2 separate regions of the Mus musculus genome follow, and region 2 is linked to region 1. The links are chromatin loops, found by intact Hi-C in ENCODE. Cell type or tissue: left cerebral cortex. All regions are shown on one strand. Links, peaks and the distances in the headings refer to the core of each region. The heading gives the core; the rest is flanking DNA.

What was found. A loop is a pair of places that touch in the nucleus more often than their neighbours do. Peaks named below come from ENCODE experiments on the same cell type or tissue, not always from the same donor. Only the 100,000 strongest peaks of a DNase experiment are listed, where the experiment ranks them.
Region 2: a loop joins it to region 1, with 2.4 times the contacts of the local background. A loop is called at or near these places in 2 of 42 quality-filtered maps.

The regions. Positions count from the first base shown.
Region 1 is chr9:9,047,108-9,059,032 of GRCm38, reverse strand. Arhgap42 (Rho GTPase activating protein 42) reads left to right here. Exons shown (of 24, transcript NM_001372563.1): 7 at 10,041-10,145. Among named protein-coding and RNA genes, the nearest start is that of Pgr, 150 kb to the right of the region's middle. In left cerebral cortex, for the core only: a CTCF peak has its summit at 7,693; DNase peaks (open chromatin) are centred at 5,931, 7,687 and 9,044; H3K27ac peaks cover 307 bases.
Region 2 is chr9:9,095,488-9,107,412 of GRCm38, reverse strand. All of the region lies in intron 4 of Arhgap42 (Rho GTPase activating protein 42), which reads left to right. Among named protein-coding and RNA genes, the nearest start is that of Gm16833, 130 kb to the left of the region's middle. In left cerebral cortex, for the core only: no CTCF peak of the experiment used is centred there; DNase peaks (open chromatin) are centred at 5,107, 5,377 and 6,227; H3K27ac peaks cover 1,490 bases.

The DNA of each region.
Region 1 (11,925 bases), core at 5,197-9,196:
TAATTTTTAACAGCCTCAAAAATGATCTGTGAGAAAAATGTTTTAGAGCAACTTTTTTGTTTGAAATTATGTTTAATGAAAATTATTTGAAAAAGGAAATTGGGGAAGGATAAATACCTTTAGGGCAGTAAATTCCTCTGTCATTTTGTAATGGTATGAAATGTTTCAGAAAAACCCATAGAATGCACAATTCAAAAACAGAATTTTGGATTCAGTCAATAATGTATCCATATTGACTCACTAACTGTAATAACTCTTCCATAGGAATGCAAGCTGTTAACTATAGAGGCCATATGTATGGCATGAAGGATGGGTGGGTACTTGAGGGGGTGCAGGAGAGCCCTCATTTCTTGAGGATACCTATGATATGCTACAAACAAAACCTATTAATTTAAAGTTAAAAAATGGTGTACATTGCTGTGGCAGTGAAGTTTGATTAGTTAACTTGATTTGGCTAGGAAATGCCCAGGAGATGAAGGACACTCACTTTTGATTATATCTGGGAGTGCCTTTCAAGAGACGATTAACTAGGAGTATGGAAGGGGTGTGTTAACCATCCCAAATATGAGTGGCATGTCCCAAGGGCTGGGATCCTGGACTGAATTAAGCTTATTTCATTTTCTTAGCATTTTTTCCAAGTATGGCCTAATTTGTAACAGTATTGCTCACATGAACATCTTCATAAAGTAGCATCTGTTATAGATAAGGTCAGCTCTGGCATCAGGGCAATCTTCTGATACAAGTCTATAGACATAGCTCAGTTCCCATGAAATGAGAAGACAGGCTTGCTAGTGCCTAAGGAAACCATAGAGCAGCTACTCCTTTCTTCCTTTGACAGTCTGTGAGATACTCATGCATAATGAAAATGAAATACCATGGACCTGGGCACCTAGAAACTCTGCCTGACCAGAGACATGGGTTCCTTCCGGTCTGAGTCAGTGTCCTGAGCAGACCTTGGGTATGAACTCCACAGCCAGTCCCGAAACACCTAGAGGAAGCTCCATTCCCAGGTACTTTAACACACACAGGATCATAGGATTAAAGATGTCATGAGTAGGCTTTGGGTGCTAACTCCACAGCCAATTCTACAACACCCAGAAGAAGTTCCACTCCCAGGCACTCTAAGAAGCCTAGGACCACAGAATCTCAGGATCCCAGGATTCCAGGAGCTTGGACACACCAGGATCTCAGAGTCCTAGAGGCAACTTGAATCCCAGGAGCTCTGACATACCCAGGATCTCAGGATCACAGGATCCCAGAAACAGCTGAACTCTGAGGAGTTCTGATACAACCATGATCACAGGAAGGACAGGCTCCAGTTACATATAGAGAGGGCAGGTAGCACTAGAGATAATCAGAAGCTGGGAGGCAAGCCTAAGTATAAGTAACAGAAACCAAGGTTGCTTGGCATCATCAGAACCCAATTCTCCCACCATAGCAAATCCTGGATACACCATCTCACCAGAAAAGCAAGATTCTGATCTAAAAATCACTTCTCATGATGGTGATACAGGACTTTAAGAAGGACATAAATAACTCCCTTAAAGATATACAGGGGAACACAGGTAAACAGCCAGAGGCCCTTAAAGAGGAAACCCAAAAATTCTTTAAAGAATTACAGGAAAACACAATTAAACAGGCAAAGAAAATGAACAAAACCATCCAAGACCTAAAAATGGAAATAGAAACAATAAAGAAATAACAAAGGGAGACAACCCTGGAGATAAATAACATAGGAAAGAAGTCAGGAGTCATAAATGCAAACATCATCAACAGAATACAAGAGAGAGAAGATAGAATCCCAAGTGCAAAAGATACCATGGAAAGCATTGACCCAATAGTCAAAGACAATGCAAAAAGCTCCTAACCCAAAATATTCTGGAAATCCAGGGCAAAATGAGAAGGCGAAACCTAAGGATAATAGGTATAGAAGAGAGCAGATAATGCCCAACTTAAAAGGCCAGTAAATATCTTCAACAAAATTAGAAAAGAAAACTTCCCTAACCTAAAGAAAGAGATGCCGATGAACATACAAGAAGACTACAGAACTCCAAACAGACTGGACTAGAAAGAAATTACTCCCATCACATAATGGTCAAAACATCAAATGCACAAAACAAAGAAAGAATATTAAAAGCAGTAAGAGAAAAAGGTCAAGTAACATACAAAGTCAGACCTATCAGAATTAAACCAGACTTCTCAACAGAGTATGTAAAAGCCAGAATATCTAGGGCAGATATTATACAGACACTAAGAGAACGCAAATGCCCAGCAAAATTCTCAATTACCATAGATGGAGAAACCAAGATATTTCAAGACAAAACAAATTTTCTCAATATCTTTCCATAAATCCAGCCCTACAGAAGATAATAAATGGAAAATACCAATACAAGGAGGGAAATACACCCTAGGAAAAAGCAAGAAAGTAATATTTCAACAAACCCAAAGAAGATAGTCACACAAACATAATTCCACTTCTAACAACAAAAATAAAAGGACGTAACAATCACTTTTTCTTAGTATCTCTTAACATCAATGGACTCAATTCCTCCAAAAAGACATAGATTAAGAGACTGGATGCATAAACAGGACCCAGCATTTTGCTGCATACAGGAAACACACCTCAGTGACAAAGGCAGACACTACCTCAGAGTAAAAGATTGGAATACAATTTTCCAAAAAAAATGGTCCCAAGAAACAAACTGAAGTAGCCATTCTAATATTGAATAAAATCAACTTTCAACCAAAAGTTATCAAAAAAGATAAGAAAGGACACTTCATACTGGTCAAAGGGAAAGAATCTACCAAGATGAAATCTCAATTCTGAACATCTATGCTCCAAATACAAGTGCACCCACATTCTTAAAAGGAACTTTACTAAAGCCCAAAGCACACATTGTACCCCACATAATAATAGTGGGAGACTTAGCTCCTTACTCTCAGCAATAGACAGATCATGGATACAGAACCTAAACAGAGACACTGTGAAACGAACAGAAGCTATGAACCCCATGGATCTAACAGAAATGTATAGAACATTTCATCCGAAAGCAAAAGAATATACCTTCTTCTCAGCACCTCATGGTACCTTCTCCAAAATTAACCATATAATTGGTCACAAAACAGGCCTCAACAGATACAACAAGATTGAAATAATCCCATACACCCTGTCAGATCACCATGGACTAAGACTGGTCTTAAATACCAACAAAAACAATGGAAAGCACGCATACACATGGAAGCTGAACAATGTTCTATTCAATGGTAACTTGGTCAAGGAAGAAATAAAGAAAGAAATTAAAGGCTTTTTAGAATTTAATGAAAATGAAGACACATCATACCAAAACTTAATGGGAAACAATGAAAGTAGTGCTAAGAGGAAAACCCATAGCTCTGAGTGCCTCCAAAAAGAAACTGGAGAGAGCTTACACTAGCAGCTTGACAGCACACCTGAAAGCTAGAACAAAAAGAAGCAAATACACCACAGGAAATAATCAATCTCAGGGCTGAAAGGAAAAGAACTGTACAAAGAAGCAACCAAACCAGGAGCTGGTTCTTTGAGAAAATCAACAAGATAGATTAACCCTTAGTCAGACTAACCAGAGAGCAAAGAGACAGTATCCAATTTACTAGAGACGGTAGTGAAAAGGGATACATAACAATAAAATATATCTTAAAATAATTATTCTGTTTGTTGAATATTAATAGTTGAAAATATTAAAATCATATTCTGCAAACATAATGGACATTTTATTGATAATCTTTCTCACAGTGCTTGAAATTAGCATGTTCTTAATGTTTAACTTCAAAGAGTTTTTGCTATTTTGAAATTTTTAAAATATACTTACTGATAAAATAATATTTCTTCTAGAAACACTGATAATTTTTAAAGTAAACTGATTGTTAGACAATGTACACAGATATATAATGCATTTTAAATACTCTCTCACTATGTCAGGTTGTATCATATAAATGCTTTTTAATATATTTCTTAATGATTCCTTTTTAATACTTTATGCCCTTTTACTATGCTTAACTCCCAAAGAATATTTTGTATGTTTTGAAATAATTTAGTATTCACCATTAGATATAGAATCCTCAGTTATGGGTAGTATTAAATATTCACTAGTGATATGTTTAGGGTATAAAAAGATATGAATATAAAAGTTGAACAAATTTTTTATGTATTATTTGATTCTCAAAATACTTAATACTATTAATATGTTTAATGTATCAAATGCATTTGAATAATAAAAAAGTTTAAGAAAAAAAGAAAAATGAAATACCCTATCCCTGTTTCAGAGAAATGATGACAGAGTGAAGAAACACATCTGTCATAATCTGCTTCCATGTGGGATCCCACCAGACTTTGCAGTGGGGAGGAGCAGAGCCTGCGAGAATGTGGGTCCTCTCCTGGGTTGCAGGTTCTCAGCTTTGGAGTCCAGCAACTCAGTGGTATAAGCAAAGCACTGTGTATCATAAGGCTAGTACCCTGATCCAGGAGGATTAGGAGCTTTGGAGATACAATTCAGTTTCAAGATTTTAATTTTCTACCAACTTTCCTGGGAACTCTGCTTGCTGAAGAGCTAAGTAGTTAATTTCCCTTAGAATGAAAAAGTAATTTACCTAACAGACCATCTGATCAAACTCCATATGACTTTAGAGAGGCCTTCTGAATCTCACTGTGGTTCCTGAGCCTAGCAAGCCATATTTTATGGCAAAGGGCACTACTTATGATTCCTACTCCCCTCTTTCTGACTAAGCCCTGACAGAGAGCCCCATGATGAGGTTTTATTGGGTGTGTGTGTGTAAGATTTTGAAAAACTTTATATATGTGTATGTGTGTGTGTGTGCGCGCGCGCGTGTGTGTGCACACATGCACAAGCACACATGTGCATGCAACTTGGAGGCAAGAAGAGGGCATTAGATCCCTGAGAATCAGAGTTAACAGGTTGTGTGCCTCCTGATGTGGGTACTGGGAGCCAAACTTGTATCCTCTGGAAGAACTGGAAGCTCTCTTAACCACTGACCCATCCTCCTGCTGGCACACACTGTAGTTTAGAAAGCCACGCTTCTTACTTCTGCCCTAGGTGGAGAACTCCTGTAACACTTGCCAATAGGCATTTCTAAGTTAAGGCCTATTTTTAAACCACAGTATGAGAGTCCATAAATTTTGACAATTTAATTTTCCCTGTACATTTCTTCCACACATATTTACATGTCTTTCTGGCTCTGCCCACTAACTGTACAATTATTCCTTGTCTGAACTTGGGATGGTATTTTCTTATCTGTGTACCTTCTGGAGAGTGACTTAGGGATGGGCTGTTGCCACATCTGAGCTTTCTTATGGCTCATTCTGTCTGGAAACACTCAGGTATCTCTTTCTATGATATGATCTTAGTTGTATCAAAAGGAAAATTTATAATCATTTGTTCACAGATGGCAGGCAAAAGGTATGATTAGTATTCTTGAACTGTGGGGAAATGGAAGCCTCCATTCACTTGAAGTGTGTGTGTGTGTGTGTGTGTGTGTGTGTGTGTGTGTGTGTGTTTCCCCCTACCTTATCCCAAATTGTGACATCCCACTTACCCTTCTTGGCAAAGGTCTTTTTTATGACAGTCAATTTATTGCAGTATGTATATAAGGTTCCTGATGTGTGGGGAGGGAATCTATTCAGATATTCACCAATGCCTGTTTATTCCCTAGTTGTGAGACTCTTGAGAATCTTGTGAAGCATTGGTTAACCAGAGATTTGTGGTGTGTGTGGGAAGATATATGTGGTTCACTGTTTAGGGGGACTCAGTCCATTGTGATAGAGAATGCAAGGTAGCTGTGGGAGATGGCTCAGATCTGGGCAGAATAGAGAACTAGAAGCCAAGTGGATGGTAAACCATAAGTCTAACTTGCAGTGACTCATTTCCTCCAGCAGCATCCCACCTCCTGAAAGTTCCACAGCCTCCCTAACAGTGCTACCAGCTGAGAACCAAATGTGGCCATTCAAACTCTGCCATGGTCACTGATATGTATCTGTTTGTCAGTTCCCATCACAGTGAGCTGCCCATTTATGCTGTCTGGCATTAAGTTGGAATGACATAAGATGTGTAAGCCTTCCTACTCTATTTTTACTAAGAGCTCTTTGGTCAGCTAGTACTGCTTCCCATTCTATGTGAATTTACAATTTCTGGATTCTGCAAAGATGTGACGTGTGGTTTTGATTTTACCGTACTTGCCTTTCAATGTGGAGAAAATACCTTCTTAACAGTTTCAAGTTCTTCAAACTGTGAAAGGGAGAGATTTTATTTGTTTCAATTTTTAATTTATTTATGCTACATTCATGGTTTTCAAAATAAGTTTTGAATTAAATTTACCAAATTAGCTGGTAAGTATTTTATTCCTTTAAGGCAGTTGAAGATGGGAGTTTTCTTAATTTCATTTCAGATTGTCTGTTGTAGTGTATGCCAGTATAAACTCAGTCTTTGCACACTAATCTCACAGAAGTGGCTTATTAGTTCTATTAGTTTTCTTTAAAATGGATTCTTTAGTATTTTGTGTATACAAGTTCAGGGCAGTGGCAAATGGTTAGTTTTGCAATTTGCTTTGTACTCTAGATGTCTTGCATTTCCTTTTACACACATGTACTTTGGTGTGGAGTGTCCTCCACATGCCCATGTATTTTAATGCATGTCCCAGTTTCCAGAGGTTGTGGAACTATGAGAAGTTGGTGTGTGGCTGTGGGAAGTAGGGGCTTTGGAGCATCCTGCTGCAGCTGGTTCTGCCTCTTACTAGGCACTGCCCCCGCTCTATCATCTTACTTTATCCCACTGAGTTGTCTGTGTAGAGATGAGTAGCTAATGCATGCCCACGAATCCATTTGGATTTTAGTCAAGTGGCCACCAATAGGTGGGAAGATTATGAACGTTTATTTAGTTCTAAAAATTATCTAAAAACATGGTGTCATGATGTCAAGTATGATTAGTATTGTTGAACTGTGAGGAAATGGAAGCTTCCATTCACTTGAAGTGTGTGTGTGTGTGTGTGTGTGTGTTTCTCCTTACCTTATCCCAAATTGTGACATCCCACTTAAACTTCTTGGCACAGGTCTTTTTTATGACAGTCAATTTATTGCAGTATGTATATAAGTTTTGACTTTTGGTTTTGTTTGAGGGCTAATAAATAACAATTTAACTCTAAACACCATGGAAACAATAAAGTGTGACAGAGTTTCCTGGTACTAAACGAATGTGAATCTGGAGAAAAAGTACTTGCCACCAAGCCCTATTCCCTAAAACCCACATGGTAGAAGGAAAGTGCCAACTCCTTCTTGATTGTTCTGTACATGTGCACCGTGACACACTCACCCACTGCATGCACACATAGACACAAAATACTAAGTGTAAAATAAAATTATACATCAATTAGTCCTTATTATCATTTTTGTGAAGGTCACATTTACTCTATAGAGAGCTTAAGCCTTATTTCTTTTTGTTTGTTTGTTTGTTTGTTTGTTTGTTTGTTTGTTTTCCCCCATACTGACCAAAGATGACGAAGGTCTGGGAAGGGCAGGTGTCCATATTCCCTGGGTCTTTCTACTGACCGCCATTGGTTTACCACCATGGCATCTGTCTAGTGTGCCACCAGCCTGTACATGGACACACTCCTTTTTAAAACGTTGAGCTCTACCGCCATCTAGGGACTCTTCTTTCACACCCATTTTGTTTAGACTTTACCAAGCTTCTTCCAAGGAAATGCAGCATCAAGGAAAAAGGTGACCGCTCTTGGTGTGCCATTAATTAATATTTCAGATTTATTTATTTATTTTACTTTGTGTGTGTATAAGCTTAGTCTGCATGTATGTATGTGAACCATATATGTACCTAATACCCATGGAGGCCAAAAGAGGGCCACTAAATCCCTGGAAACCAGAGTTACAGCGTGTTATAAGCTGCCATTTGGAGGCTGGATGTCAGCATCCAGATCCTCTGCAAGAGCAGCTAGTACTCTTAACCTCTGAGCCATCTCTCGGTATGTAATTTTTATGTGCTTCAATAAAATTGTTCACTCCCTTCTGGGTGCTTAGAATGTGTTGGAAGAAAATGCATGCTTCCTATTACGACGTTCTACAGCCCCACTAATGAGGCTGGCAGGGGGATTTCTGTCTGTGGCAGTCGATGTGTTGGAAATGCTTAGGATACAGAGCAACCTCAGAGAGACAGAAGTGCTGGAATCATGACTTTTAAAGCTCAATTAGCAAACAGGTCTCAGTGGAGAGTGCTGGCTCGCCACAATCTCTATCAAATTACTTCCTTTCGAGTGACTTGACAAACATGTGACACTTCTGTATGCATCTAATTTTTTAATAGATAAACTAACTGTACTCCAGAGCCTCAAGCTAGACTCCAGGAATCCACACACACTATTTAGATGCCATGATATTTCTGACACAGTATGCCTTCCCGCTCCCATACTCTGAGAAGTCAGAATATTAGAAAAGTAGATTTAAGGGTGTTAGATATTTTGTAGGTTTTTGCAATGTTTTAAAAATATCTTCCCTGTAAATGTAATTAACTGGGTGGCTTCTGATGGCTTTGAAATGACCCACTACCTATGATGTCTAATCCTCAGTGGGAGAGTTTCACTGTGGGCCAATTACTGATGCCAACAGAGAAAATGCTCTTCTAATGGCTAGTCAGAGGACTGCTGTTAGTTAGGCATTTCAGAAGTATTTTAATGTTTTTTAATCTTTGAAAAAGTCTAGATCTACACATGCAGGGCCTACCTGGAAGTGTTTAAATTCAGCTTTAAGCCCCAGTTTGCTCTAAACTGGAGAATTAAGTTAAATGAAAAAAAAAAAACTTAAGAAATTATTTTTAGTGTTAAACTCCTAAAAATGAACCTAACTCAGAATGGAGTTGACTTGCATGTTGAAAGAAAAGCATGAAGTCATCATTCCCTAGTAGATCCGGCTCATACTCGAATTAGCAATCCCAACACACACATGGGATGACTCTTGGGTGTTCCTGCCTCCCCACACAGAGGAGGTGAGAGAAGCCACTCTCATAAGAAGATGGTTTCAAATAGCCTTTCTCTTTTTAATTTGAAAAATAACAAATGGTACAGTATAGGCTTCTTTTGAAGGTATTTTCCACTCTATTGCAGCAAGAAGCTGTAGGCTGACCGAGACAGTGGCTATGGCTATGGAATAAGACTGCAGGCAATTATATAAAGTACCAAATGAATCATTTTTTCTAGATAAACTTAGTAACATACATACTCATCCCATAATTTTATAAGTCCTCCTTATTTACAGATGTAAGCACAAAAGAATTTGTTATTTCAAGGCTAGGAATATGAAATTTCTTTTCTGAAGATTTTGCTCAGAGTAAAAATGATCATGTGATCCTATGTTCTGACTCAACTCTTTTTTTTTTTGTTTTTGTTTTTTTTTTTTTTTGTTTTGTTTTTGGTTTTTGGTTTTTCAAGACAGAGTTTCTCTATATAGCTCTGGCTGTCCTGGAACTAACTTTGTAGACCAGGCTGGCCTCGAACTCACTCTTAATCTGCTTTAAATTCTCCTTGAATAGACTTCCCTAGTCAAAACAGGATCTATACTGCCACCTGCTGGTAAATTTTCTTTTCTCCCTCTGGACAAATTGTTATTGACTGTGGCCAGCTCCTTCCTGGGATATCCTGCCCAGTCTCTAAATCTAATGCCTTTTCACCTTCTGTTTTGTCTAGAGACCTTTCCCAGTTCTCTGTGATCCCCTTAGCGGCCCCCAGTGGTTGTTTGATGATGCATTTGGAAGGTAGAGCAGCGGACAATGCATGTTCATGACCTCAGGGAAAGACAGTGAAGGGGCAATGACCTCTTGTTTCTGCCTCACACCCATGTTTCCATGGCTAAATGCATTGATCAAAAATCATTACTTTGAGAAATTAGAATGACTGATAATCACCTTGATATTTTGTATTGGATGGTCTTTTCATATATAGAAAAGCAAATTTTTATGATTTTTTTACGTGCATGTTTTTATCTTTTGCAGCTTTTGTCCTTCCTTCAGGGTTTGTTTACATTTTACCACGAGGGATATGAACTTGCCCAGGAATTTGCACCGTACAAGCAACAGCTACAATTCAACTTGCAGAATGTAAGGATACTCTGTCCTCTTTGCCATCCCTTAGCAATGACCTCAAAGTGACTCAGTTAGGACCAAGCCAGACCTTATGTAAATGTGGCAAACCACAGTAGCTTAGGGAGTCCTCTTTACAGACATCCTCATGACTTATTTTGTAGCAACTAGGTGAATATATGCCAAAGAAGAACTGATTTCATGTTAGAAAAATGTATGTTACTGGGTTTTATAAAAGTATTACAAAGCAGGGTCCTTGCAAGTTAGTAGTAATCTTGTTAGCTTAGTGGGTGACTCAGGGTGAATGGGATTCTCACATCCTCTGTGCTGAGTATAGTTAGTACAGTGTATATACCTGAAATTTCTTTAATGGACCTTCAATTCTTCTCATCACACAAACAAGGACAGAAAATACATGTAGTGATGCATATATTACTTAGCCTGATTATAGAAATGATTTCACAATATATGCAGATACCAAAACATCACAGGGACTCACAGTGTGTTTGTCTTCCATCTCTCAGTTACTCCTCAAAGCCAGGAACACAAAAGGGACTGGCTGGCTTTAGGCAAGTCTCATTTGTTGAGAAAGCAGGATTTCTCCAGTTTCAAAGGGAAGGTCTCTGGCTTCGTGTTCTATGTCTAATATCTCTGAAAACACATGCAAAACACCTGCAATTAATTATTTGCAGAATATTTAAAAGTAGTTTTGAAGCATTCAAATGCCTTGCTTTAACATACAGATGAGCGCCATTTATACATTATCCGTTTCTACCAGCTTATTTTGTGATGTCCTCTAGCTCTTTTGGTCTCAGAACACATAGTGACATGTCTACAATTGGCCAATACATTTCTGCCATCCTCAAACCCGGGGAAGAACAAAATCCTACTGTTGAGTCATCAATCACTGAATGCCTGAGTGGATAGCAATCTAGCCAAAATACCCTTCACTTAGTCTTCTGTAAAAGGTGTGTGTCTCTCTGCTTATCTGGGTCTCATCATCATGGAATCTTGACAGTGTGCTACTGAGCTGGCATGTCCCTGCAGAGCTATGCAATTGGATTTTTCTCATCATGTTTGGATTTCTGCTTTTGCACTTAGGTTCCCCAGCAGAAATAATTTTGCCTTTAGCTTGTCTGCACTGTGGTTTTTTTGTTTTTGTCTTTTGTTTGTTTGGTTGGTTTGTTTTATTTTTCAATGTAGAAGATGGTTGTCTGTCTTCAGTAAAATAAAATAAAATGCAAAATTGCAGATGCCAGAGAGACTTTACAAGTTCTTTCAGTATCAGCTACAATTACCTCAGTTGGGATAGGAGAAAGGAAGCAGTTGAAAGACCCAGTCAATCTTTATAGTTAAAAGAATAAAGCAGCATGATAGTCCCCAGATAAAGACCCTACTCTCTCTGAGGATCACCTCTCATGGACCATCCACCGAGAGCTCTGGGAGTAGGCTTTGGACTTTATTTTTTGACACACTTTTGTTAGGGTGAAGCGCTTTGAATGCAAACCAGAGTCTTTCCGAGAAAACCTTACTCTTTTTCCTACAGCTTAAGCAAATGCACTATCAAGCGTATAAATTATTATTCTCAAAAGAAAGAAGAACTTGCATTCTGTGTGAATAAGTTTTACACTGGCCTTCTAACAACTGTATTAGTACTTCCAGAAACTAAACCATGTGAGTGCTTTCTAACAAGACTTTCAGCTGTAGACTTCACTGAGCGGTAGACTCTGGAGCTGAGGTTTTCTGAGTAGCCACCTTAATCTATCCATGTGAAACTTTTATTTGTGAGTTCATTATA
Region 2 (11,925 bases), core at 4,204-8,203, 49 kb before region 1:
TGTGTCATGTTTCTCTGTCCCTGTCCTGTTTTTCTTTGTGTGTCTGCACAGGTCTCTACTGTGCCATGGTTTTCTGTGACTATAACGAGGGCCTGAGATCAGCCTTTCCTCTTTCATTTAATTTGGCTGTGGTTTCAGAGTTCAGTTCGTAGTCTTCTGGCTCTGTTGCCTTTGGTCCTGCCACAGGGCTACACACATGACAAAGGATGGCTGGCAGAAGAAGGTGCTCTCTTCTGAAGAAGAGGGAGGTCTGGAGTCCCAAGAACCATTTCAAGAACACACCTCTAGTTACCTAAGTTCTTTCAATGAAGCCCTACTTCCTGAAGCTTCCTTCTTTTCCCAATAGTACTACAGACTGGTATCAAATGTATAGTGGGACTTTGGAGGCAATCAGGAAGTAAACTACAGCTGCCTTTAAAAACAATCACATGGCACTGTTTCTTGCTCCGTGAACGCTTTTAGCAAATTCCCAAAAGAAGTGAGACATCTGTGTCATCTGGGGTATGGTAATAGTATCTCTATGATGGAGCTGGCGTGGCTGCTCTCTCTTTTTAATTCCTCCTTGTAGAATTAAAGGTCACAGTTGTTTCCTGTGATTGTCCTAAACATGAATTTTGTCTTTTAAGGTATAGGTTGAAAGCTATAGACCAAACAAATTACCCATCTCTGTGTGTGGCCCATGAGCTGTGAACAGTTAGTATATCTCTTAATTTTGTTATAATTTAAAGAATAATATTTTATATCATGTGCAAATTTCATGAAAGCCAAATTTAGTACCCAGAAATTAAATCTTTGTTGGAGTCTAGTATCATTCATTTGTCTGTTTTCTAAGTTTTTCCATTCTATTAGCTAAGTAGAGTAGTTGTATAAAACAGCGTGTGGTCCAGAAAGAATGAAGTATTTACTCCCTGGCCCCTTACTGAAAAACAAACAAACAAACAAACAAACAAACAAAACACAATAAGAAACCCACAAAAAATTGTGTCTTAAAATAAATTCCAGTTGTCATTTCAGTAATACATTCAGACTTAATATTTGTGCAGTGATTCGGCATCTTTATTTTTCTACTCTGAATTAGCAAAGTACCTGAGGCTGCCTTACAAAACAAAGAACCTTATTTTGTTAATGTCTGGGAGATCTCAAAGAGATGATGCTGGTGGGGCCCCATGACACACTCACAGATGAGAAGCAGGCAGGACCAGAAAGGAGACCTCTATAAGGGGGGAAGCCAGAGAGATTTGAGGGAGGAACCCCACCTGACTGTGAATTTCTGCTCTCCTAAGGCAGTGAACAGAGCACTCTCTGCTTTGCTTCCTGCTCCTTCTTGAGTCAGAGTTTTGTGTAGCTCAGGCTGACCTCAAATTCCATTTGTAGCCAAGGAAGACCTTGAACTTCTCTTCGTTATACCTCTGGAGTGCTAGTGTCTGCTAGAATGCCCAGTTTATGCCTTTCTGAGAACTGAACCCAGGACATCCTGCATGATGGACAAGCACTCTACCCACTAAGCTACATTCTTAGCCCCATGATTTCCCTTCAAAGACCTAATCGCTTTTTAAAATGTTTTCCTGTCTCTCAACTCCACCAGACTAGAACCAAGCTTTCTACACAAGCACCTATGAGCAATATGCACCATACTCAAAGCACAAGGGTTTTATGCTTGGAGAACACAGCGTTTCTAGAAAGAAAAACTTGGGTGTAACTTTGCACATTGTTGATTACAACTCATATTTTAACACAAACAGCAGATTTCCTTACTTCTATGTGGTATTTATTTCTATGAAATTATTTCCTCTGAAAGAACCTTCTGATTTGCTGTTCCTGGGTGTGGTTGGGCACAGAGCATTGAGAAGAGGAAGATGCAGAACTATTTGTCTTGAAATAGTCATGTGAAAACCACTCTGCATTTGTGGCATTCAGGTTTCATATCGTGACCAGAATTGCCAAACATAGTAGACAACCCATTCTATAATACTGTGAATGTTAGGTAAAAAGGTGATAGTTTTTGCCATAGATTTACTAGATACAATGTAGGTTGAAATTTTGTCTTTGTGTTCCAGTTTTCTATACAGAAACAGTTAAAAATAGAAAATTATTTCTTTGAAATTGAGCAAGTGAATGGAGTCATTTGTTAAAAAATTAGAAATCGGTGGATACGTGTGTAGACTCATGAGTGGAAAATTAGCAAGAGTTTCACTTAGAACTGTCAGGTAAAGTCTGCCATATGTGTGCACAGGAGCAAGAAGCTCTTACTAATTCAGTTAGTGGCTTTAGTTTGATAGTGATCTTTACTGCTGTGAAGTTGGGCTGTATTTTGCCTCTTACACTTCTATATACAGCCAGGAGTGATCTGAAAACAAGCCAAATGAGCGCTGGAGACATGCCTCCCTCGTCTGTATGGGAGCTTCCTGATTTATGGAGTGTGTAGGAGCCATGACCAGGACCTGTGAGGACTGTAGAAAGCCAGGGAGGAGCAGAGTGAGCTCACTGTAGAAAGATTCCAGGCACTGAAAAAACTTGCCTTATTTGGTAAATATGACTAACTGGTTTCCCTAGTGATGCTGGCAAACTCGCTATGGAAATGCATTGGTCTTTAAACCACTCCTTTGTAATTAATAAAAAAAGCACTACAAGTAGAATGTTAAGTAATATTTGCTCAATTTTTCTTGGTATGTGATGGGTACAGGGTGAAATCAGACATAGTAAGAATGTGAATCCAATAAATAAACTCAAGTTCATAGAAGCTTTAGCGTTCCTTGACTTTCTTTCTGGTGTCTGAGGTCACTTGACCTCTGGAGATTTGGGGATGTAATTGATGTCTTTTAGAGCAGGACTGGTTTGGGAAAATGACTGCATGCAGACCTCTGTGCCTTAGCTGTGCCTCTTAGCTTAGATCTCTATGCAGTTGGAGTTTGGAAGGGAACCTTGTACTGGATTTCCTTTAATTACCCAGTCAAGCTTCATGGGATATAAAAATGGCTTCTCTTTAAATTCTTCATCTCTTTTTGACTATATCCTGAGTATGTGAAATAAGATTTGATAGTTTAAAGAGGAGTAAAAACACAGCTTGCAAACAGGTAATTGTTAATTTGAATGTGGGCTCTGCCAGGTATGTCTGTATGACTGACACGTAAAGGTGGCAGTGAAGGCCCGAGGTTATGGGAAGCAGCCTGCGCGTAGCCTCCTCGTGACTTTGGTCTTCAGTCCCTTCTTGCACAGAGATGTCTTTTTCCTTTTGGTTTGTGTCTATTAGGACTCACCTGTGTCCCCAGCCTCATCAATCTGTTCTCCACGTAATATCCAGAGGCAGAAACTACTCTGTAACTTCCCGGTTTGGTCTGACCCAGGGCTGATGTTATGGGTTGGTTGGCAAAATGATTGCTTTGCTAGTGCAAGGCCATGAGTGTGCTCCTTGGAATCCATATAACCAAAAATCTGGGTGCTTGTAGAGCTGGGATGGCAGAGAGAGGGAACCCCAGAGCTTCCCTAGTGGCTACTATCCTTGGCAAGCTCTGGGTCTATAAGTGGTAATATAAAATAAAAATGAAGGGAGATGGTTCTTGCGTGCGGCACTCTAGTTTACACAGACAGACAGACAGACAGACTGACTGACAGACACCCCCCATACCACATTAACAACAACCACCACTACCATAACAACAACAACAACAGCAACAACAACAGTCTCCCTCTGAAATCCTAGTGTGGATCTGGACATGATTGTCATCTCTGTCAATACAGAAGAGCTATTTTTGGTCCCATCTTAAACTAAGTGCTTCTCTAAAATTAATGCACACCATAGTCAATTTGTATGCATGATGGAGTCCAAGCCCCCATTTTTGTGGAATTATCTGCTCTGGTGAGAGAGGCTTTCCTTGTGCATAGCTTCATCGCTCAATTTGGAAGTACTAACATGGCTAGGGAGGTGACTGAACTGTTAAAGAATGCCTCACCCTGGTTTGACTTATCTGCCCAGTAGTTGCATGCATAGGACAACTTCTGGCTGTTTCCATCCATCTTGTCTGGCACCACCAGCACCCAGCTCTTTGTCACATGGATTCTAGGGAACATACTCACAGCCTTGCATTAGGAAAGCAATCACACAGAGAATCATGTTCCCTCTTACTGTATGTTATTCATTTACTCATTGAACTTTTGTCTCTGCTGCTTTGGTTGATGCTTATCCCTGTGACGGTGGACATCTTCCTGGAACAGAAGATGGTAGTCTTTCTGTCTGTCTAGTTGCCCTTCCCCACATGTAGATCCTTGATTTAGCCTTACAACCCTAACCAATTCTGTTGGCCTTTAATCCACCAGGGTAACCTCTGCTTGTTCTCTCTCCTCTTGTCTACACAGACACGAGGCACAGAGAGACACAGACAGACAGATACACACAGAAACACTGACAGATAGGCAGACACAGATACACATATACACATACACACATGCACACAGACACACAGACAGATGCACAGACAGACAGAGATGTGCAAACAGTTTCACTTCCCGCCTGATCTGAGCTCCTCCATGTTATGTTACCCTGTATTCTCCTGTCTCCTTCATCTTTTAGGATTCTTTTCCCTTGCTCTCATGGTTTTCAGCTGAGAAAGTCATTAAGCAAGAGGCATGAAGTCTAAAACAAAACTTGGATTCAAATGGCCAGCTTGTGTTTTAGCCTGGGATCCAGAGGTCTTTGCTCTGAGTGGAGACTTGCCTCATCCATACACTGCCTGTAGCCCAGGTCACAAGGTTTCATTTATTGTCCAACTTAGCTGCTCCGGTTGGTGTATTCATTTAGAAATGCCCAGTAGTTGGTACAGAGACATATGGTGTAGATATTGGTATTGGTGTAATTTCTGTCTGCTTCCTCATTAATATTAAAATTCTGAAGGTTAGTAGCCTTTGATACTTGATTTGGGAGATGAATGGATATTAACTATCTTTTCCCTTGTACAATGTTGGTGACTGAAAACAGACCTTGGACATGCCAGGAAAAGATTATACCAGTCAGCTGGAACCTCATAGACAAGTGAAGAGACAGTTTTAGTACTTGGGGTTGCAGAAAGTAATGATGTGCTTTGTGGCTCTGTGTGTGGGACCTAGACAACTGCAGAAGTAGGCGTAGTTGTCAGAATGCAGTATAATTTTAGAGGACACTATCTAGGGTGGTTTATTTTGTCTAGACGACACTCAAATGTTTAATGCTTGAAATTGAACAGTTTGTACCTGGAGCTCTTCCTTATAACTCAGTTGCAATATAATTAACACCTAAAGGAGGCAATCTGTTTGTTTCTTTTCTTTTTGTTGTGACCAGATACCCGACAAGAGCCCACTTCAGTGGGGAAGGGTTTCTTTGGCTCATTGTTTGAGGGTGTAGGCTGTAGCTGGGAAGGTGCGATGATAGCATGGCTGGTGGTTGGCTGTCACAGATGGCCCATGAGGCTGCTTGCTCACTTCTCTAGGAAGCAGGAAGTGGGGAAATGTGGGTGCCCTGAACATTTCCTCCCTTTTCCTCTTTCATTCACTCTAAGATGGCAGCCCACAGGATGTTGCTACCCACATCCAGGACAGGTCTTCCTGCTTCAGCTAACCCTTTCTGGAAAACGTCCTTCCAGATGCAAAAGAGTGATTTACAAATGCCTTCGCGGTTTCGTAACCCAGTCAAGCTGTTCATTAAAACTAGTCACCACGGGCACAATTAGAAGACTGTGTGCACTTCAGAAGCATCTGCCTTGGTTTCTTTGAGAAAGCAGTCTGGGGCGGTTCAGGCTGCCTGACCAGTGAGCCCTAGGGATCTTCTTTTCTCCGCCTCGTCAGCTCCGGAATTACATGCACGTACCATCACTCCTGGCATTTTAAAATGGATCCTTAAGCTTTTGAACAATCTGTCAAGGCTAGTTGGTTTGCCTTTGTTTTAGCATAAGCTATAATGGTCCTTCAGAATACCTCAAAACTGAATCAATGTAACATTTTCTTCCCCTTTTAATCTGTCACGTTTATTTTCTGAGGGCCTTCTTTAGTACAACCTAGGAATTCATCTTCACAAGCAAGTCTATAAAACTAATGAATAAAAAATGCTGAAATGATCCATTTACTGTTAGCTAGCAAGTTGGCACAAAAATGTTTGGTGGGAGCCAGAGGGGAATCTTGCTGATGACGTCACCAACGATGACATCACCCAGGCTGAGCTCTAGAACTTTGCAGAGTTTTGTCAGGTCCTCTCTCTGTACACTTCCCTCCCAATTTATGCATTCCAGTGTGACTTTTCCATAGTGAAATTTATGGCTCCTATTTCAAAATGTTTCCAAAATCTCTGTCGGTGTTCTCCCCCAGAGAACCAACAGTGACTCAGAGCAACTTTGAGATTCAGGAGAAATGTGAAATATTTTCTGTTTGTGTTTTGAGGATGGGCTCTCAAAAAACTGTCAGAATTCTGCCTCAGTCTCCAGGGTGGACAGACTGCAAAAAGCAATTCTAAGACTGCAAAAACACTGAGGGATGCTCTGTGTGGTGGCTGAAGCATGCGATACCAGAATATAGGAGAGAGTGATCAAAACTTTGTCTGTTATACATCAAGTTCATGTCTCAAACACACAAACAAGCAAAAACAGTGTAGAAAATCAGGGCCTGGGTGGTCATGGAAACCTGGAAAGAGGGTTTTTAATACGATCTTTTATTGAGTTTTCAGAATTTCATGCATATTTATGATCAGTTTTGATCGTGTTTACTCTGTCCCTCTAATTCATCACAGAACCAGCTGTCCCTACTCTTCCCTAGTTTGTATTTACTTTTGAAAAATTAGTTAGTTATTCCATGATCCAATGAGTCCAATTTGTGCTACCCATATATTCCTCATGTAAGGTCTACTGAAACTTGCTATCCAGAGGCTACACCCTTAGGAAAACTTCCCCCAGCAGCCACCTAATGTGAGCAGCTTCTCCACTATCAGTAGACTAACAAGCTTCCCAAACCTGGAAAATTGATTGGCTCAGTTTTGTTCAGACAACTACAGATGCTGTAGTCCCATCCAGAACTTAAGATTTTGCTTTTCTCCAGTCCTTTGTAACTTCTGACTCTTCTATATCTCCTTCTGAGAAGGTCCATGAATCTTGGGGGACAGCATATAATATAGATGTCCCATGTGTGGCTTAGGACCCTATAGACAATTAGTCTCTATGTTTTGGCCATTCTGAAAATGCTTCAGTATTTTGGGTTAATGGTCTTGCTGAGTTGAAGCCAACCCATTTCCCTTGCTTCCTGGTTATTTGTCTAGAAACATGACCGGCTATACTTAGAATGATTGAATTTGTTCATTCGTTCAACTGCCAGTTGGTCTAAGGCTGCTTTGGCAGCACCCAAAGATGGTCCAGTTGTGCCACAGGCAGACAAGGGAGTGCTTATAAAATTCTGGGATTGCAAATTTTCTTAGACTCCAAAGCTTTGGTTCCTCTGTTCCTCCCATGACACATGCTTGAGAGAAGGACATAGCCTAGCGGTCACTTTCCCTTGACATCTTAGAACTGAGCACAGTAAGTCTAATGTTGAACCATTGGGTAGATTTTATAAAAGCAGTTCATATGTATACAGAGCAAATTGTGTTGGTCACAGCTTAATCTTCTATGGAATCTTATGGAATTTTTTTTTTTATATTGACCACTTTCTTAGGTTATTTATAAGGATTTGCCATACTGCTTTTTAAAATAGGCAAAGAGGAGTTGGTAAGATGGCTCAGCCAAGATGGGCTAGTGAGATAGCTTGGTGGTAAAGCCACTTGCCGTCAAGACTTACAACCTAAACTCAATCTGTGGGGCCCACTGTTTCCTGAACCCGTGGTGTATTCCAATCTCAGTGTTCATAGAGTCTGTTAAGTCAGGCTCACCATGTGGCTGGGATAGCTACAGGCAGTTTCTTTTCCTTCCATTTAGAAAGCCTTTCACTTAGCTTTCATCAAGTGGTTGCATTATTTTGTATCTATATAAACTTGAAATTGGTTTCTAAACCTTTTTTTATATCATAAACTTTTCCCCTAAATTTGTTTTAACATGTTTTGTTGTTGGCTAGCATATATAATTGCTTTGGTCAATTAAAAAATAACAAAAAGATCATAGAGGTCTATAATTGCCAAGTTAAGTTCAGATTGGGATTTTATAGTTTTTATTGCAACTACAAAGGTTAATAATGAAATTCTTTAAATTAGTCTGAAAGGACTATAGCCACAGCAAAGTTATAAATGTACATGGAGCTCAAGCTACAAAATGTGAAACCTTTTAAAGTTCCCACAACAACTAAAGTGCTTTGGGGCCACCTTGACACCCTCATCTAATTCACTGTAGCCAAGTTGTTCCCAGTGGGCTAAGTTAGAGGCAATAGGACAAGATGAATTCCGTACCCTTTCCAGCACGTGCACCGGTCATACATATGTGGACCCTTTAAGTCCTAAGAGTAACATCTTTACGACTTGAAATTGTGTAACCTTGGATAAGTAAATATAATAGCAATTTTTTTAAAAGATTTTGTTTTTTAAATGACATGTTTGTGTGTTTCTGAGAATGCGCACATGAGAACAGTACCTCCAGAGGCCAGAAGAGAGCAAAGGGTGCCTCAGGAGCTGGGGTAATAAGGTTCTGGGGGCTAGAAGAGAACTGTGGTCCTCAGCATGAATGTCAGCAAGTGCTCTTAACCCCTGAGCTATCTCTTCAGCCCAGATCTTGAAGGATTTTGATGAAACCATATGACACTGGTGATGTGACAGGGTCTTATGTATTATGAAATGTATGTTATAAGTCATTACTTTTTTAAAAAAAGTTATTTATTTATTTATTTATTTATTTATTTATTTATTTATTTTATGTATATAAGTAGACTGTAGCTGTACTGATGGTTTTGAGCCATCATGTGGTTGCTGGGAATTTGAATTCAGAATCTCTACTCGCTTCTGTCGGCCTAAAATTTTATTTATTATTATATCTAAGTACACTTTAGCTGTCTTCAGATGTACCAGAAGAGGGCGTCAGATCTCATTACAGATGGTTGTGAGCCACCATGTGGTTGCTGGGATTTGAACTCAGGACCTTTTAAAGAGCAGTCAGTGCTCTTAACCACAGAGCCATCTCCCCAGCCCAAGTCAACTTTTCAATCTTTGATTTCTTGATTTATTGAATTAAAACCAAGACATCGTATAAGGAAAAAAGTTCTTTAAAAATATGTGTGTATGAAAGAGACATTCCCTGAGGAGTTGGTGAATCCTGTGTGAGGAATCTGGAGTAATATCTTTCTTTACAGACTTTTTCTAAGCGACCACCTCACAGCTACCTCAAACGGTGAGCATCGCTGATTGCTTAACTTGGTAAATGTTTAGTTATTGTGAAATCTCCCCCTTTTAGAATCCCGTGGTTTGGATTTGCATCTGTGCCATTTCCCCTATCTAAGCAATCTTTGGGGACAACATAGTATTGACTATGAAAGGAGGATTTACCAGGGTGCTTTGTACTAATTTTCCCTCTTGAAGACAGGTCAGTGATAGTCAAAAGAAGACATCCATCAGACTTCTTTGCCATCCTTTATTTAAAGTCTATGCTTTATGGATCATTTAAAAGAAAAATATTAGCTATAAACTACAAGGTCCAAACAGTGGAATTGTGGGTGTGTGTCCACTCTACTGCTGGGCATGGCCTCTTGGGGAAGCAGAACACAGGGAGTTTGACTGTGTTTATCCTATGCCACCTCAGGAGCCAAGCAGGTGCCGTCCTGTAGGGAAGCACTGAGGCTCTGCCCCACCGTTGGGTAAACACAGTCTGAGATGTGGGAAAGGCAGAGCTGATTCAAAGGGTCCCCAGGTGAGGCCACAGCTATGGGGTTCTTGGACATCCAGGCACTCATCACAGAAGAGCTGAGAACAGAGTCAGGGGCCGATGGGGACCCTGGGCATGGGGTTGGAGGAAAAGGGAGCTCTGGCTTGTCCCATGGTGGCTGTCCTTAGCTTAGTGGAAGCTTGCTTAGTGGTGGCTGTGGCTTGGAGTGCAGAGAGGCCTATACCTGAGAATTAAGCTGGGACCCTGTAGTCAAATACCTTCTCCATGGCTCCCCATGGCAGATCATGATGAAAAAGGCAGTCCATGGTTCTAACCAGTTTATTGTTTTTCATGGCAGAAAATAGATGCATACCATAGCAAACCATACCATACCATACCATACCAATACCATACCATACCCATTGTCAAGGTAGATCTTTTGCAGAGAGGAATGTCTAGAAAGGGAAACTTATTGACTAAGCCCTCTGGACCTCTAGGTGCCTCATTAGCATGGAGAACTCTGTTTTGGGCCTATGGGATTACAGGACATGTTTCTTTTATGTGAGGAGAATGGCATGTGTTCCAAGTCAGGAATCTGGCAGGGAGTAGGGAGTTACCTAAGCCTCAGGTGTGTGCCCATGGAGTCCCCAGATTTCAACCAGTTCTACCTTACCAAACTTCCTGGCATGGTTTTACTGTCCAATAGGGCATCATTAGTTAACAAATAGCCTGTATCTGCCTAGTACCCGAAGTTCTTTATACCCTTTTTACTGACTTACCAGAGTCTGCTTACAGTTGCTAGTAGCAAAAGCATCTCTTGCATCTATTTGTCTTGTTTGCTGACAACTTTGTATGGAAGCTCTTAAACTTTTTGTTTGTTTTTGATGTTTATTTGTTTTTGAGAAGGCCAGTAGCCCTGCCTGACCTCTGACTACCTGTGTAGTCAGGGATGACTTGAAATTTTTTCTCTTCCTAGTTCCATCTTCTGGGTGGGGAGCTTACAGATGTGTGCCCCATGGATGTGGTGTGAGGTATCCTCCATGCTAAAAGCTTTATCCCGTTCAAGGTTTCCTTGGCCTTGCTGTAGACTGCACTGCTGAGCTGGAGATGCTTGTGAGTGTAAGCACTTGGCTTTCCTATGATTTCCCTTCTTCATGGTGGCTCACTATACCTCATCAGTGTTACATGTCTTTCCTACAACGTCCATATAAAATTCATTGACTCTTTTATTCTCCAGTTTCTGTTTTTGTGTGTCTGGTTTTGTTATTTCAAGTGACAAGATTAGACTATTTTTCTGGGTCTTTTTATTTATTTGTAACTCATAGACAGTCTTTTCTTTCCTATTCTTCTTCTCCTTTTTTTTTTTTTTTTTTTGGTTTTAAGGCATTTATTGTAGAAAGGCAGAGAGAGGGAGAGAATAGGGAAGGCTGGCCATGGCCACATGGAGAGAAGAGGAAAGGGAAGGCAGAGAGGGGGGGATCAAGGGAACAAGAGCAAGAGCAAGAGAATACAGGTAGGAGAACACTCATAGACAGTCTTAATTGTGCCACTTAACCCGTTCATCTGATTTAATCTGATCACCTTGTGAGCTATTTATGGGATAGAGACATGCATGAAGCACAGCATGGGAAAAGTAGGATAGCAGATGAAAAACCAAGTGGAGGCGGTGGGGGAGTCATGCATGTGGATGGTGGGAGAGCCATGCACATGTTTGTGCTTACATGTCTGCTCTCTTTCCTGCCAGCTTTAAAATTCTTCAGTTTTAAAGACATGTGGAAGAAAGCAAATTACTATTTGTCTTATGAAGCCTAAAATGGTATTGTTTTTCAAAAGTAACCAATTTCTCATATTTATCATAAAATACCTTAAATGATTATTTCAGATAACTTGGCTTTTAGATTCATAAAGCAAGTGTTTCTAATATTCTTCACAGAGGATAATATTCTTAATAGAAGAAATTTGGACAATATTCTTTATAGAAGAAGTGTGTTTTAACAAAATCTTTACAAAATGTGTTTCACCACTGGCATCTTCTATGTGTGGGAGGAGGCTATCATTGTATTGAAGTGGATCTTGGGGTTAGAGCAATGACTTAGCAATTAAGAGTACATACCATTCCAGCAGAGGCTCCAAGCTT